Regions from separate parts of the Homo sapiens genome. Here region 1 is linked to region 2. The links are chromatin loops, found by intact Hi-C in ENCODE. Cell type or tissue: pancreas. All regions are shown on one strand. Each heading gives the region's core, and the rest is flanking DNA. Links, peaks and the distances in the headings are about the cores only. Region 1 overlaps RNF157 (ring finger protein 157). Region 2 overlaps QRICH2 (glutamine rich 2).

Region 1 (8,323 bases), core at 31-8,030, 54 kb before region 2:
AGCTTTAAAAAAAATGAACTTGATCAAGCTGCTGAAACCAGTTAACCACCAGCTTATAGGGAATAAAACAGAACATGATTAATGAGAGTTCAAGGAGGCAACTGGCAAAACTCAGGCTGCAGAAAACCTTAACAAGAAAAATGACCAGGTTTCCTCAAAGAATATATTGTAAGGGGGGAAAGTATGGCAACAGAAAATCCAAAGTACAGACTTTATTTTATTAAACCCTTTAATTTCCAAATATTTTACTGTATACAATCAACAAAAACCAGGACTTTCTTGGTACCAGCTATTGTTCATGCTCCTTCATTGGTTCTTCTAAAATAACTATAAGAAATAAAATACAAGGAAATAATAGATGTTTAAATCATATGGGTTCACAGAAGTACTATTTATAATAATCAAAAGGTGGAAACAAATGTCAAACAACAAATGGGTAAACAAAATGTGAGGTATAATGTGTCCGACATATGTCCTTACAACGGAATATTATTCAGCCATAAAAAGAAGTGAAGTTCTGATACATGCTACAACATGAATGAACCTCCAAAACAGTATGCTGAGACAAAGAAGCCAAACACAAAAGGTCACATACTGTAGTATGATTCCATGTATATGAAATATCCAGATAGGTAAATCCACAGAGAGAGTAGACTGGTGATTGCCAGGGGATGGGGGCAGGGGAGAGTGGGGACAAACTGCTTAATTGGTTTTATTTTGAGGTGATAAAAATGTTCTAGAGGCCGGGCGCAGTGGCGCACACCTTTTGGGAGGCTGAGGCAGGTGGATCACTTAAGGTCAGGAGTTCGAGACCAGCCTGGCCAACATGAAGCAACCCCGTCTCTACTAAAAATACAAAAATGAGCTGGGTGTAGTGGCACACGCCTGTGATCCCAGCTACTTGGGAGGCTGAGGCACAAGAACAGCTTGAACCTGGGAGGCAGAAGTTGCAGTGAGCTGAGGATCGTGTCACTGCACTCCAGCCTGGGTGACAGAGCAAGACCCCGTCTCAAAAAAAAAAAAAAAAAGTTCTAGAATAGAGGTAGTGGATTGTGCAACACTGTGAATGTTCAAAATGCCACTGAGTCGTTCACTTTAAGATAATTTTATGTTACGTGAACTTCGCCTCAATTTTAAAAAATCACATGGGGAGGAAGAATTTGGCACAGTCAGGTTATAATGCTGTCATTTGAATTTTTATTTTAACTTCCAAGCATGTATCGTAAGCAAGATACAGAACTTTACCAAAATTATCCCTGATTTTCATCTGTAAGATATTCTCTTACGTCCATTTTTCAGTTGAGGAAACTAAGGATTAGAAGAGTTCAGTGACTCACACAACGTCCCACAGTTAAGAAACAGCAGAGACCGAGAGATGCAAGGTTTGAACCGAAGGTCTGGCTAACTCCACATCTCAACCCTGCACCTGTCTCTCCATCTGACAGTGGCAAAGAATAGCATGTGTGTGAGAGAAATGAAATCAAACAACTGTGTGTGTGTGTAAATGTAATGTCTATTATTTCATATATATGTGGAAGACGAGCCAAATGTTTAAGGTTCTTTTTTTTTTTTTGAGACAGAGTCTCGCTCTGTTGCCCAGGTTGGAGTGCAGAGGCCCGATCCTGGCTCACTGCAAGCTCCGCCTCCTGGGTTCACGCCGTTCTCCTGCCTCAGCCTTCCGAGTAGCTGGGACTACAGGCGCCCGCCACCATGCCTGGCTAATTTTTTGTATTTTTAGTAGAGACGGGGTTTCACCGTGTTAGCCAGGATGGTTTTGATCTCCTGACCTCGTGATCCGCCCACCTGGGCCTCCCAAAGTGCTGGGATTACAGGGGTGAGCCACCGCACCCGGCCTTTTTTTTTTTTTTTTGAGACGTAGTCTCACTCTGTCACCCAGGCTGGAGTGCAGTAGTCCAATCTCTGCTCGCTGCAACATCCGCCTCCCAGGTTCAAGTGATTCTTCTGCCTCAGCCTTGCAAGTAGCTGGGATTACAGGCATGTGCCACCAAACCTGGCTAATTTTTGTATTTTTAGTAGAGACGGGGTTTCACCATGTTGGCCAGACTGGTCTCGAACTCCTGACCTCAGGTGATCCATCCGCCTCGGCCTCCCAAAGTGCTGGGATTACAGGCATGGGCCACCATGCTCGGCCAAGGTTCTTTACACATAAACAATACCTGACTCTTCCTTTTCCTGTACTGTAATAGGAAAAAAGAAAGAGGGATAATGAATTGATGATAAAATGCTTAACCATATAAAACCCAAATTTTTTTCTTTCTGACAAACAGGAATTGTAAATCAAACCCCTTAGTCTCAAAAACATTTTGTTTTCCACATAAACGTTAAATATTGTGTTTTACATATCTAGTGGAAGAACCACTAAGTTCAACGTACAGCCTCCCTGTTCAGAATAAAATATGGAATATAATGAAACAAAAAACCAAACAGACTGCACTGCCCAACTTTATATTTTTGGAAACAAAAGCAAAATAACTCTGAACCTCAGTAAAAAATGTTAGAACATGCAGTGTTTTCAACACATACACAATTCATATACAACTTTGCAGAGCACCATCAGAAAGAAGTAAGTATAATAACACAGGGCAAGGCCCACACTGGCCAGAGCAGCTCCAGACACTACTCCTTAACATCTGACTTTATCTTAGTCACTATCAGCACTTTCTGGCTCTACAAGAACTCAGGGCAATGCAAAGGGAACTTGCATTACACTGAGGGAGCCCTACCCTATCAATGGCAATTTTTGAAGCGAAAGCCCAAAATCAATAAATTGACTTCAACAAAGGAAAATCAACTATTTGTTCCTTATAATGTGAACAAAAAAGAAAAATCTCATTTAAAATTCATTGTATTAAATAATTTGCCTAATCATTTTGAATTTAAGTTTTTGGGACATATTCCTAATACCACAGTGAAATTAAATATTGAGCAATGGGTTCCCTAAATTATGTCTGCCTCAATAAGATATTGTGACATTTGTTAGCAAACCACTATGAATTATAACAACATATAATAAAGGACAATTAAACCCATTTTCTATTCTTCTACAATTCTATGGGAATCTATAGGCTATGGGAATCCTAGTAAATTTTCATATATTTGAAAAAATCTTCATCTACATGACATTTCAATAACAATAAGCTTTAGATCACAAAAATAAGAAGAAAACTAGAAAACTGCAAACACCTCTAAATATTCAGCTCAATTCTATAATGCTACAGTGCTGCTTTTGTTCTTCATTTTTAAGTTTTCCCCCTAGAGCAAGGGTGCCTAATCTTTTGACTTCCCTTGGCCACACTGGAAAAAGAAGAATGGTCTTACGCCACACTTGAAATACACTAACACTACTGATAGCTGATAAGCTTTAAAAAAAAAAAAGAAAGAAACTGCAAAAAAACTCATAATGTTTTAAGAAAGTTTACTAATTTGTGTTGCGCTGCATTCAAAGCCATCCTGGGCCACATGTAGCCCAGCCCATGGGGCGTGGGTTGTACAAACTTGCCCTAGAGCATATTTTTAATTATTTAAAAAATTAGGGCTGGGAGCAGTGGCTCATGCCTGTAATCCCAGCACTTTGGGAGGCCAAGGTGGGCAGATCACTTGAGGTCAGGAGTTCGAGACCAACCTGGCCAACATGGTGAAACCCTGTCTCTACCAAAAACACAAAAATTAGCCGGGTATGGTGGCGGGCATCTGTAATCCCAGCTACTTGGGAGGCTGAGGCAGAAGAATCGCTTGAACCTGGGAGGCAGAGGCTGCAGTGAGCCAAGATTGCACTACTGCACTCCAGCCTAGGCAACAGAGTGAGCCTCCATCTCAAAAATATAAAAATAAAAACAAAAATATTACATGTTAGGTGCAATGGCTCACAACTGTAATCCCAGCACTTTGGGAGGCTGAGGTGGGAGGATCACTTGAGCCCAGGAGTTCAAACCAGCCTGGGCAACATAGCAAGACTCCATCTCCACAAAAAGAAAAAGAAATAGAAATACACAATACATGTCCTTTGCCAAAAAAATTAGTATATATAAGTTAATAATTTAAAATTTAACCCTACTCCATAAGAAGTAACTCCACTATTCACAATTGGGTGTGGCCTTCCAGATTTTTTTATACATATACAAATATGTCCAGGTCTTCCTGTTCTATTATTTTTTTTAATTGAATGGACTATTTGAATGCACATATTGTCTGCATAATTGAATGCACATATTGATCTGCAAGTTGCTTTCACCTAATATACTGTAGGCATCTATGTCTGTATTTATGGCATGACCTCATTGTTTTTAGTGGCCAAATAATATGTATTTTTTTCCCTACAAAATAATTTATTGGAACACACAGCTACAGCAGACACTCTATGTACAAGCACGTTGACACTCCTGACCTACCCTCAACTAGGGGACCCTTTTCTTCCCCCTTGCCTTGCGGACCTCTTCTATCAAATCTTTCAGGTACTGGATCTCCTTGGCCAGGGAATCTGCCCTCTCTTTTAGAGCCTCGTTCTTCTTTTCCAGCTCTTTGCACTCGCCAGTGAGAGCCTCCTGCTCCGCCCTCTTCTTCTGGCGGTACCTAGTGGCTGCTGTCTTGTTTTGCTCCATTTTTTTCAGCTTCTTATCCAGTTTCTCACCCTTTACTTTTGCTGCTACCATCTTCTCTCCAGGAGGATCGTAAGGTTTGGGGTGGGCAGACCCACAGAGAACACCTGGAGATGGGAGGCTCCTATTTGGAGAGCCCCTGGTAGAGGGGCTATGCTGAGGAGACCCCAGATAGGACTCTGGGCTCATACAGATGCCACTATCATTATCTGAAGGGGTGTCTTCCTCCTTTATGCACTGAGGGATCATGGCAACGTAAGCAGTGGAGTCCGGCTTCCTATCTTCTTCAGTGATATCCACTTCACTGCCCAGCTCTAAACTAAAGGAATGATCTGGAGTGGAGGACTGGACCCCTGGGGAAAGGGGAAGAAGTTGCAAGAAGGTGAAGGGGGCAACCTGGTCGGGTTTTGTTAAACTTTCTGGGAGATGGCCAATTGGGTTCACCATCTGGGGGGGCACCTTATTAGTCTCCTGGACTAGGGGGGCAAAGAGATTACAAGTGTCATCCAACGTGGTCAAAAGGTCATCTGGCATGGTTTCCAGGTCATCTATACCCAACAGGGCACCAAAGTCGAACTCCTTCAAATCCATTTTCTCCAACATCCAATGTGTCCCAGAGAAGGCATCCTCCTTGCTGTTGTTGGAGGGACTGACCAACCCATCCACAGTCAGCCATTCGGAGGAGCCCGCCTTAGCCTTGTCGCTGGAGAACCCATGAGGTTTGAAGTGCTTGGCCACCTCCACGTAGTCATCTAAGAGACCTATGCTTTCTTCAGCCCCCAAACCCGACTGGTCGAAGGGGGACATCAAGTCCCCCACCAACACCTCGTTGCTCAGGAAGCTCATTTCGGTCATGTTGCGGTGCTTTGCTGGAATCGAGTAATGTGCTTAATTCGAAGGTGTCTTTGTCGGTTACAGCAATGCTGCTGCTGAATGCCGTGGGAAGCGCCATGGCTTAAGCCGCTGGGGGGTGCCGCTGCAGAGCCTGGTGCTGCTGCCGCCGCTGCAAAGGCCAATGCTGCCGCAGGCACTGCTGCCCCTAATATGCCATGGTGGCCGTGGACCCTGAGGGCGGGGAGGAGGGAAGGCGTGCACGTGCGGAAAAAACTACATCTGTGGGCAGGCAAAGTAGAAATGCCAAATAATATTAATAACCTCTTTTTTTGTTTTTTTTTTTTTTTGAGACGGGAGTCTCACTCTTGTCGCCTAGGCTGGAGTGCAATGAATGACACGATCTTGGCTCACTGCAACCTCTGCTTCCTGGGTTCAAGAGATTCTCCTGCCTCAGCCTCCCAAGTATCTGGGACTACAGGCACCTGCCACCACACTCAGCTAATTTTTGTATTTTTAGTAGAGACAGGGTTTTACCATGTTGGCCAGGCTGGTCTTGAACTCCTGACCTCAGGTGATCCGCCCACCTCAGCTTCCCAAACTGCTGGGATTACAGGCGTGAGTCACTGCGCCTGGCCTATAATCTCTTCAGAGGACTGACTCTATAACAGCACTGTACTAGCAAGTACTACACGGGTTATTCTTCACAACCCTTTGAAGATGTTGCTATTTTCTTTTCATTTTATAGAAGAGGAAACTAATGCACAGAGGTTAAATAATCTGTCCAAGGTCACACAGATAGTAAGAGGTAGTGGCCCGGCATGGTGGCTCACGCCTGTAATCCCAGCAGTTTGGGAGGCCGAGGTGGGCGGATCACCTGAGGTCGAGAGTTGGAGACCAGCCTGACCAACATGGAGAAACCCTGTCTCTACCAAAAATACAAAATTAGCCGGGCGTGGTGATGCAGGCCTGTAGTCCCAGCTACTCAGGAGGCTCAGGCAGGAGAATCGCTTGAACCCGGGAGGCAGAGGTTGCGGTGAGCCAAGATCGCCCCATTGCACTCCAGCCTGGGCAACAAGAGCGAAACTCCATCTCAAAAAAAATTTAAAAAAAGAGGTAGTGTCAGGTCCCCAAATCTAGCTATATTTATTCCAGAACCTGTGCTCTTAACCATTATAATGTATTCCCATTGAATGTCCAGATTTAATTAACTGTTTCCCTACTGATAAACATTCTCTTTACAGTTTATGTTGCTTCCTGTTTTTTACAAATGGAATTCATAGATGTAGACTTTGTGGGGTTTTTTTCTAAAAAGAAATAAAAAAAACCATTTATGGAATATTCCATTTCCCCCCACTAATTTAAATTCTATTCTTATGCTAAATATACTTAGATCTGGACTCTTCTATTCTGGACCAGTACAACACAGACTGAACAACGGTAGCTTCACAGCATTTAGAGAAAGGCACACATCAATGCGTCTAAAACCCTTCCCACATTCTCAAGTCCCAACCCCAACCCTGTACCCTTCTTCCTTGTGGTGCTCTCAGAACCCTTATGCATTACAATAGTTTCAACACCTAACAACTTCCCCATATTTCTACCCATACTTTCTTCCAGTCTCAAGGAGGCATTCCTCCTTTCCAAGGTTAACTTCTTCACCTGAGTTCTCATTCCCAACTGCCTCTACCTCACCTGAGACCACATCTGTAACCATCCTTCTTGTTTAACACTTGCGTTCCTCTCTCTCCACTGGCTTCTTACTTACCTCATCCTACAAGCATATACTGGTCTCCCCAACTCAAATAACAAATACCAAAAAAGTTCCATCTGCCATGTCTTACTAACCAGTCACTTGGGCTGGGCACAGTGGCTCACACCTGTAATCCCAGCACTTTGGGAGGCTGAGGCAGATGAATCACCTGAGGTCAGGAGTTCGAGACCAGCCTGGCCAACATGGTGAAACCCCCTCTCTACTAAAATACAAACTTAGCCGGGCGTGGTGGTGGGCGCCTGTAATCCCAGCTACTCGGGAGGCTGAGGCAGGCGGAGAATCACCTGAACCTGGGAGGCAGAGGTTGCAGTGAGCTGAGACTGCGCCATTGGACTCCAGCCTGGGCGACAGAGTGAGACTCCATTTCAAAATAATAATAATAATACAAAAAAAAAAATTCACTCACCCACCCACTCACCCATCCATCGATTCATCCTGTCCTTTCACACCACACATCCAGTAATTCCTCAAATATTTACAATAGTTTCCACCCCTCTACTAAAACTGTTCTCTGGAACACCAACCAAACCAAGTCTTGTCTCACACTTCATTTACCTCTGCAGAATTCAACACTCATTTCTGAGGCTCTCTTTCCTCAAAACCCTGGATAGTTTGTGTCTCTTCTGCCTCTCACTTGTTTCACTTTTCACCATACAGATGGACATATCTTAAGGGTTCAGCCCTCTCCTCTTCCTTCACACTTTCTCTCTTCTTCACAGAATCGAAGCAAAGGTTTTGACTTACAAGAGAGCTGGATTTTATCCTGATGCTGCTGCCTATCAGCTTTGTGACCCAGGACAAATTATTTAAACTTTTTGAGCTTTGGTTTATTTGTAAAATAGAGACAATAATACTTCTTTCAACAGATTATTGTTGAGATCAAGTAAGATCACATGTGTATAGAAGCTGGCTAAGCCCAGTGGGCAACTGATAAATTTTGGCTTCTCCCTTCCCATACTCAACTCCCAAACCTTTGTCTCTGATCTTCAGCATTTCAGTCCAAATCTTCAATCACCTGCCATATCTTTTCATCCAGATAGCCCATCTTTGCCTCAAACTCAATAACCTTTTCTTCTGGAAGGAGGAGGAATCAAGGGCACTT
Region 2 (8,323 bases), core at 86-8,085:
CCCTCCCCTCTCCGGGGAGATAAAGGCCCTACATGAGCAGGAAAGGGGGCCGGCAGGGCCAGCGGGGAGGCCTGGCAGGACGCCCCACCCAGAGGGAAGCTACCTGAGGTGTTGCCAGCCGAAATCTGGGCGCTCTGTGGCCGAGAGGGCAGCTGGCCATTGCTGCTGAGGGATGGCGGCCTGTGCACGTGGGGCCTGGGCTGCTGGGACTTGCGCTTTGAGGTCCCTGAGCCTGATGGGGGACAGGAGGGAAGGGTCAGTGCTGAGGCAGCGGTGAGAGCTCTGTGGGAACCCCTGGGGGTGGGGAGAGGGCCGCAGGGCTGCTGGTCATGGCCGGCCTCAGCTGAGTGGGGTCCTCGTCATTCTGAATTTGTGGCTATGCCCCAGAGAAGCGGTCTTCATTCATTCTCGTGGCCACCCACCCACTCACACAGAGTCCCTGAGGACCTGCACACGTCAGCCCTGTGCCAGGTGTGGGGTGAGTTCTGACCTGGGGTTTCCAGGGCAGGAAGGGAGGCATCTAGAAAGGCGCATACACAGCTAAATGCATGATGGGAAGTGACAAAGCGCAGGCTTCGGGCATTGCCACGGGAGGCGGGCATTCGGGGGCTGAAGCGGTGGGGCTCAGCAGAGGGCACTGTGCTGAGTTTTGAAGGAGGAGGAGGCCCTGATGATGCCATGGACAGAGGCCAAGACAGGAGAGCCCAGCAGTGCAGCCGGGATGGAGGCTGGCAAGAAAACACGGGGCCACCCCATCCCAGCTGATGGCTGAGGCTGGACAGCTGTCCTCCACCTGTGAACATTTACTTGGTGGCTTTTCGAGAGACCTGCACATTTGGAGTGAGGGGAATGGAGAAGGAAGACACCCAGGGTCTAGTGGCCCATAAAAGTGCCAGGCCCCACAATGGATGCACGCCCTGTGGGACCCACGTGAGGTGCCTGGGGGCCTCTGGACTCCACTCACTGTCTTTTCGGAGGATGCCTGGCAGCCTTGTGTCCATCCGTCCCTTGTAAATGTGGCCATCCAGGCCCAAGATGTCCACCTCATCATGCTGTAGAAGTGAACAGATACCGTCGCCACTGTAGCAGCCACAGCCCTCCCCTGGCCCCTTCACACGGGACTGAGGCACAGAGCACTGTGGTCTCAGAACCCTCCTGGGGGGCTCTGGGAGGCACTAGGGTGGAGCGAGAAGGTGGAGGGAGGTGAAACAGTATCTGGGCCACGGTGGGAGGCCTGGGAGGCCGGAATGCTGCTGGGCAGGCAGGTGGCCGGGGTGAATCTTTCTTCCCAGAAAAGGGTAAGAACCTGAGGCTTTGACTGGGTCTGATTAAGGAATTGCCTCAAGGCAGAGGGCTGGCTGATTTTCTGGTGGCTTTAGAGAATGACTCAGGAATCTGGAGCCATGTCAGGGCCTCCCTCCCTGGTGGCTCCAGGCAGGGCCCTGACCTTCATGGCAATCTGGATCTCTTCAGTAGGATACAGGCCCCGGGGAAGGTGCTGCGGGCGGCTGCGGTGGTAGGGGTAGGTGAGGGTGTGGCTGCCCCCGCAGCGCCGGGGCACAGTTGAGTAGGTGTAATCAGCCATATCTGTCACCCTGTGATGAAGACAGGATGGAGTCATTGGGAGCAGACCACCAGGGATGTCACCTGGGACTCACCCACCCATGGGGCTGACCAGAGGGAAGGGGCACAGCTTCTCTTCGGGGGCTGCCGGGAGGCTGAGCAGCAGGGGCCCAGAACAGGCGGGCGGGGGTAGAGCAGCCGTGAGGCCGGGCCACCCCAGTGACTGTGCACATGGGCAGGCGTGCACACACACACCCACACACTCACACATGTACTCATACACACAGTCACACACACACATACATGCACACACACATACTTATGCACATACACACGAAGATGCACATACACACGAACATATACATACATACTCATACACATGCACACACACACACGTACTCATACACACGTACTCATACATGCACACACATACTCAAACACCCACACTCACGCACTCACTCCCACACTCATACACACACGCACTCATACACACACACCCTTACACACACTCATACATTGACACACCCATAGACACATGGCTTACACACATCACACACACTAACACCCCTCGCCCACACTTTCTCTCACACACACACACTCCCTTTTCTCCCCCAGCAGTGGGGCAAGGCATTTGCACAGCCGTGCACGAGCAGAAGCCAAGCCTGGTCACTGGGTGCCTGCTCCCATGGCCTCGCCCGCCTCTCCTGTACCGTTTGTAGCAGGGGGAGCCCAGGCACTGGGCGTGCAGCAGCTCGCGGATTATCTGGCTGCTGGCCTTGGTGGAGCCCCCGAAGTGGATCTGCACCTTCTCAATGTTCATCAGCATCTTGGAGTGCATGGAGCGCAGGCGCCCCACGCTCTGCTCCATCTGCGCCAGGTCACCCCGAGGGAAGGCGCTGCCCAGCTTGAGGCTGCAGGGTGTGAGCAGAACAGAGGGAGGGTTGGCCCATGGCGGGGGCCTTGACCTTGTGTAAGCCGAATCCTTCAGTTCCGGGTCCCTTTTGTGCAGGACCCAGCTAGGCTGGGGGTCGCTGGGCAGCTTGACCCCTCAGCAGTAGTCCTTTCCACAGCATCTGAGGGCCAGACTTGCCGGGAAGGCTTTCCTCAGATGGGGAAGTGCAGGCCAGCCAAATGGAAGAAAGCCCTGCTGCCTGTCTGCAGCTGTGGGTGGAGGAGCTGAGGGCAGCCCCGGGCCTTCCCATCTCGGCGCACCTGGCCTAGCATACCTGGAACCCACAGGGCTCCAAGAGCAGCCTGAAGTCCTCTGAACTATGGACTCCCATCCTTAGGAGAAGGGGAGCAGCAGAGAGGTGGGCAGGAGCCGGAGGGAGCATGAGATGCCCACCGCCAGCCTCCTTCGTTGGCTGAGCCCACCCTCTGGCTGAGCTATACCGGACCCTCCCCCCACCGCTCTAATCCCGGGGTTGCTGAGACAGCCGAAGGCTGAGGAAGAGGTTGAGAAGTAGAGGAGCTCTCAGAGGCAGCTGGCGCCCTTGACGAAGTCCCACCGTAACTCCCAAAAGCAGGTGTGACTAGGTCTGCCTCCTACGCTCATGCCTTGGGAACTGCCAGGGAGCTAGTTCAGAAATCGGCCTGCGGCCCCCACTGTCCCATTCCAAGGAGGAGGCTCTCCACACTGTCCCACAGCACTGCCTTCTGTCACGTTCCGCTGGGCCCTCCGGAGTCATCCCTGTCCCCTGCCTTCCCCATCCAGAGCCCTGGCCCCGGACCCATATGTCCCATATGCTGTCCCATAGCATACTTGCGGCTATGCTGCCGGACCTGCTCCAGTTCAAACACCGTGTAGGGGCGGATGGAATGGTGCCCAGGTAGGCCTGGACCCGCGGGGGTCACGGGGATGGCACTGGGCAGGGACAGAGGGAGAAGGGGCGGGTCAGAGTGGGACAAGTCCGGTCCCCCAAATCCACCTGCCTAAAGAACCTTCCCACCCGCCCCCGGCCTGGAAGGGAGCGAGGGCTGGAAGCAGACACATGAAAGAAAGGGAGAGGACAGGTGGACACAGGTGAAGGGAGGAGACGCAGCCCTGCCATGCGAGGCCACGTGCCGGCGGTGTGGGCACTCACTGTCCAGTCACAGGTGTCTCCAAGGGCCGGTCACATGAGAGGCAGTGGAAATGTGCCAGGAGCTGCCTGTTAGGAATGGGACGCACACGCAGGGTGAGTGCTCTGCCCGGAAGACCCAGAAGGGCTTGGGGCTCTGCAGGCCCCTGGAAGCTCAGCCCACCAGGGTGCAGATCATGTCCCTGCTCCCCAGGAATCCATCTGCTCCCACCTCTGGGCTCACATCCCAGACCTCCCTGTCCTAACCCAAAGCCAGCAGGCTTCCCATGGGCCCCTGAGGGTGCCCTGTGCAAGTCTCGGGCGCCCCCTGGCGGCCACGAATGGGAATCCTGGAATTCAAGCCTACCACGGGCCAGGTCCTATGGGCCAGGCCCCCAGGAGCTGTCTCAGCTCTGGGTACTGAGGACCTCTCCCTGTCCCAAAGGCCCAGCTTAGCTCAGCCAAACCCTGAGAGCCTTAAGCCTCCCCTCCTCCCTTTCTCTGCTGTAATACGAAGGGGCCTGAGCTAGAAGAGCGTTTCAAGCTCTAAAATTCTGTCCCTCCAACCATGGGACAGTCCTGGGCAGGATCCGCTGTGTGCTGGCAGGAGCTGTTTGTCTGGAGACCCCCAGCCCCCTCTGCCCTCACCCCCTGAAGAGCGTGCCAGCCTCCTCCCCTGCCTCCCAGGCCTCACCTCCGCATGGCAGCCGCCTCGTCTGCCTGGTAGAGTGGGGGGCGCTCCCTGAGCTGCTGTCGCAGCGATTTCCACCGATCCTCCAGCAACTGCTTCACTGGGTCCAGCTCCAGGCGGTCCAGCTGTGGCGGGGAAAGAGGGGCCAGGGGACCTCTAAGGAAGCAGGTAGGGGGCTGACCCAGGAGAAGGTGGTGCTGTCCCGATCCTGGGGGCAAGGCTGTGGGATGGAGAGCCCCGCCATGCCCCTGCCTCACCTTGTTGTCCATCTCTGTGAGCAGCCTGTCCAGCATCTTCTGCCAGTCCTGCTCCTGCCCGCTCATCTTGGCCACCAGCTCCTGCATCATGTGGTTCAGCTGCTCCGTGGTGGCATCAAACTGGACACGGCTCACTTTGGTGGCCAGAGCACTCTTGTCGGCTTTCTGCCCAGAGACAGACAGAGGTCCCCGCATCTGGGAGATGGCCATGGAGGGGCCCCATTCCCTGGGGGTGTCGACCCCTATCACCAGGCAGGTTTCTGAGAGCCCACACTCGTCTCGCCAGCTCCCCTCCACTCAGTCTCTCAAAGAACAGTCAGCGAGACCGCCCTGGGACACAGCGTGGCTCCTGGGGCCTGGCACCCACCACATCGATCTCCATCTCCAGGTGCTCCCTGTTGGCCTTTTCCTTTTCGAGCTTCTCCAGACCCTGGTACAGCATCTGGGGAGGCCAAGTGAACAGAGAAAAAAAGAGCCAGCAGCTGCGGGGCTAGGGCACCACATTGAGCCCCGGCCCCATCCCAGCCACCCTGCGGCCGCTCACAGCAATGTCCTTCTGTTTCTGCCGATGGTCCTCGATGAGGTTGCTGGTGGTGATGTTGAGCTTCTCGCAGTCACCCTGCACCTGCAGGATGGCACTCTGCACACGGCCCAGCAGCTCCTCGTCCTGCGGCAGGAGGGATGGGAAGGCTCTCGGAGGCTGCTGGCGCGATCCCACCCCCTGCTGCCATAATATTGCTGCCCCAGGTAAGTTGGCCCTTAAAACATCTGCAAGGCTGGGAGCGGTGGCTCATGCCTGTAGTCCTGGCACTTTGGGAAGCTGAGGTGAGGCGAGAGGATCACTTGAGCCCAGGAGTTCAAGAACAGCCTGGGCAACATAGGGAGACCCTGTCTCAAAAACAATGGAAAACAATTTTCCACTAACAGTGCGGGAGGCCCTCTGTCTGCCCTTTCTGGGTGTCCACCCCCACAGGACACAAGCGTCAGTCACCTACATCCCCATGGACTAGCCTTGTGACCCTGGCCTGCCGGTCAGGGGTCATTAGAGGTGATGGAGGCTCAGGAGTGATGTGCTGTCCCGGGGCACTTGAGAGCTGGGCTGTGGGCTTTATTCTCCCCTCCTCTCCTGGCCCAAATCTGAGTTCCTCAGCCCAAGAGGCAGGACCCAGGATTTGTGGCTGTGCCCGCCCCCACCAGCAAGCCTGCCCTTTCTAGGGAAATTGAGAAGGGGTTGGAAGACTCGCGTGCCAGGGAGTCAACATCTCCTACAGTTGGGCCTGTGTCTCCAGGGCACGCGAAGGGCACTGATCTGTCCTCAGCCGGCCTGTGCTGTCCCACCCCATCAAGCCAGCTCTTCCCCATGGTCTCCTGTCCCCAAAGCTAGTTCTGCTGCTACCCTCGCTGTGGACCTGCAGAAAGACCAGGGACTCTTGTGGGATCTGGCTAAAGGGCTCCGCCACGGAGAGCTGACCTTGAGGCCCAAACACCCGCCCCACTTCTGTGGGTCTGCAGCAGGGTGGCCCTCCTCTGTGGGGCCATGTCCAGTTGCAGCAGGAGGGAGGCGAGCAGAGCCCCACCTGTCTCTGGAGCTTGGCCTTCTTGGAGGGTCGGGAGACGGCCAGGCTGTTGACCATGTCTTGGAGTTGCTCATAGCGCCGCACCAGCGTGCTGACCTGATGGCTCACATCCAGGCTGCAGGCTGGACAGGTGGCCTCAGGGTCGATCTGGCCAGGAGCCAAGGTGTGGGCCTTGTGCGGGGCCATGCTCATGGACAGGAGCGTGGAGGAGGAGGTCAGCATGCTCTCAATGATCATCCTGAGCTTGTCCAACTGCGTGCAGGAGAGACGGCAGCAGCAGGGCAGTGAGGCCAGTCACGGCCACGCTCTGCCCATGCTGGCACTGCCCCTAGCCTGTGTGCCTCTCCCCTGTCGTGCCCTGGGCAGTTGCTGCATCCTCAGTGCCTCCCAGAGCATGTGCCATCATGGGCATCTATCCAGTAAACGGTGAGTAGAGAGAGTTCTCCGAGAACACAGTGTCAACACTGAACCAAGCCCTTGCCAGAAGAAGGCCTCTGGAGCTTTCTCCAGCCAGCCCACCAGCTCAGCATGAGAACATCTCTTCTTTAGCTAAATCGTAAAGTGCTGCTGCCAGTTAGCCGGGCCATAAACACACAGAGGACCGTAATGACACACAGGCCCCGCCCCAGGCTCTGGGGCTGTGAGGGGTGGGCTTGCACACGCTCCTGCTCACATGCCATGGGGAACGGACATGCTCCATCCACCTAGCATGTAAATAACTCACGATACAGGAACTTGGCAGGTGCTGACACTGCTCCAGGGGCCTCTCCAAGGCTGGGCGGTGCAAACCCCTTCCAGGGCAAGTGCCTTGAAGGCTGCCCTGGTGTTCTCCTCTGCATCCCGCAGGCCCCATTCGTCACCCCAAATGAGAGTTCCCAGGTAGACAGCTGATCCAAGGGCAGCCGGTCCCTCAACTGGCCAAAGACCTGAGACATGTTGCTTGGCTCAAAAAGAGAGGCTGGGCCAACCTGGGCTCCTCTCTGGGGAGTGGGTGATGGAACAGAAAGGACTCTGCAGGGCTGGGGCAGCCACTGCAGAGCGCGAGGGAGAGCAAGGTGGATTGAGAGTGGAATGGGAGAGTGACGTGGGGGCTGAGAGGATGGGTAAGGAGAGGGACACAGGTACCCACAAAAGCAGATGCAGAGGGACAGGTGGGGTGGCCCACCCTGGCCTGCCCCCATGGCCTGGAAGTTCCCTTTTCCTCCACGGCCTACAGCTGCACATCCCCAGGGCAGCATCCTCTTGCCTGGGCTCACAGAGATGCTGCCACTTACAACCAGAAGAGCCTGCCCGGAGGCAGGTACCTCCGAGGGCCCCGGATGCAGAAGGACTGGCCAGTTCTCTCTCGAAAAGAGGAAGAGGCCTCCTAGAAAAATGGGCATTTCAGTGGAGTCTTAACACTAAGCCGCAGCTATCTGTGTAAAGAACAGCAGGAAAGAATAGGAGTGTGTTCAGAGAAAGGCAGGAGGCCAAGGTGGCTAAAGATGGGGCATGTGGAAGTGGGGCCTCCAAAAAAAGCCTGCAAAAGGAGGCTAGGCCAGCCCAACAGGAAGTGGATTGTCTCCTGAGTGTGGTCCTGGGACAGCCAGACATGAGCTTGGACTGACAGGTGACTCTTAAACGCTCCCAGCTGCTCCTCAGGCAGGACTCCTGGCCCGGGGTCATGACATGGGGCACACCACAGTTCCAGCAACTTGGGAGCCTGGAATGTGGCTCAAAGCACAAAGCGGGCCAGGCACGTGGCTCACGCCTGTAATCCCAGCACTTTGGGAGGCCAAGGTGGGTGGATCACCTGAGGTCAGGAGTTTGAGACCAGCCTGGCTAACATGGTGAAACCCCATCTCTACTAAAAATACAAAAATTATCCAGGTGTGCTGGTGGGTGCCTGTAGTCTCAGCTACTTGGGAGGCTGAGGCAGGAGAATTGCTTGAACCTGGGAGACGGAGGTTGCAGTGAGCTGAAATCATGCCATTGGACTCCAGCCTGGGCAACAAGAGCGAAACTCTGTCTCAAAAAAAAAAGCGGGGTGCAGTGGCTCATGCCTATAATCCTAGCACTTTGGGAGGCCAAGGCAGGTGAATGACCTGAGGTCAGGAGTTCAAGACCGGCCTGACCAATGTGGTGAAACCCTGTATCTACTAAAAATACAAAAAAATTACCCAGGCATGGCGGTGT

Evidence for each region. A loop is a pair of places that touch in the nucleus more often than their neighbours do. Peaks named below come from ENCODE experiments on the same cell type or tissue, not always from the same donor. Only the 100,000 strongest peaks of a DNase experiment are listed, where the experiment ranks them.
Region 1: a loop joins it to region 2, with 4 times the contacts of the local background. A loop is called at or near these places in 9 of 110 quality-filtered maps.

The regions. Positions count from the first base shown.
Region 1 is chr17:76,221,336-76,229,658 of GRCh38, forward strand. All of the region lies in intron 1 of RNF157 (ring finger protein 157), which reads right to left. It also overlaps the pseudogene ATF4P3. Among named protein-coding and RNA genes, the nearest start is that of RNF157, 15 kb to the right of the region's middle. In pancreas, for the core only: no CTCF peak of the experiment used is centred there; no DNase peak of the experiment used is centred there.
Region 2 is chr17:76,275,716-76,284,038 of GRCh38, forward strand. It overlaps QRICH2 (glutamine rich 2), which reads right to left. Exons shown (of 19, transcript NM_001388453.1): 8 at 6,149-6,400; 9 at 5,116-5,238; 10 at 4,939-5,013; 11 at 4,572-4,736; 12 at 4,318-4,439; 13 at 3,648-3,713; 14 at 3,326-3,427; 15 at 2,274-2,474; 16 at 1,448-1,595; 17 at 965-1,052; 18 at 104-232. Among named protein-coding and RNA genes, the nearest start is that of UBALD2, 15 kb to the left of the region's middle. RefSeq lists an enhancer at 1,393-2,237. In pancreas, for the core only: a CTCF peak has its summit at 3,956 (motif pointing left); DNase peaks (open chromatin) are centred at 3,666, 3,926, 4,565, 6,286 and 4 weaker places; H3K27ac peaks cover 703 bases.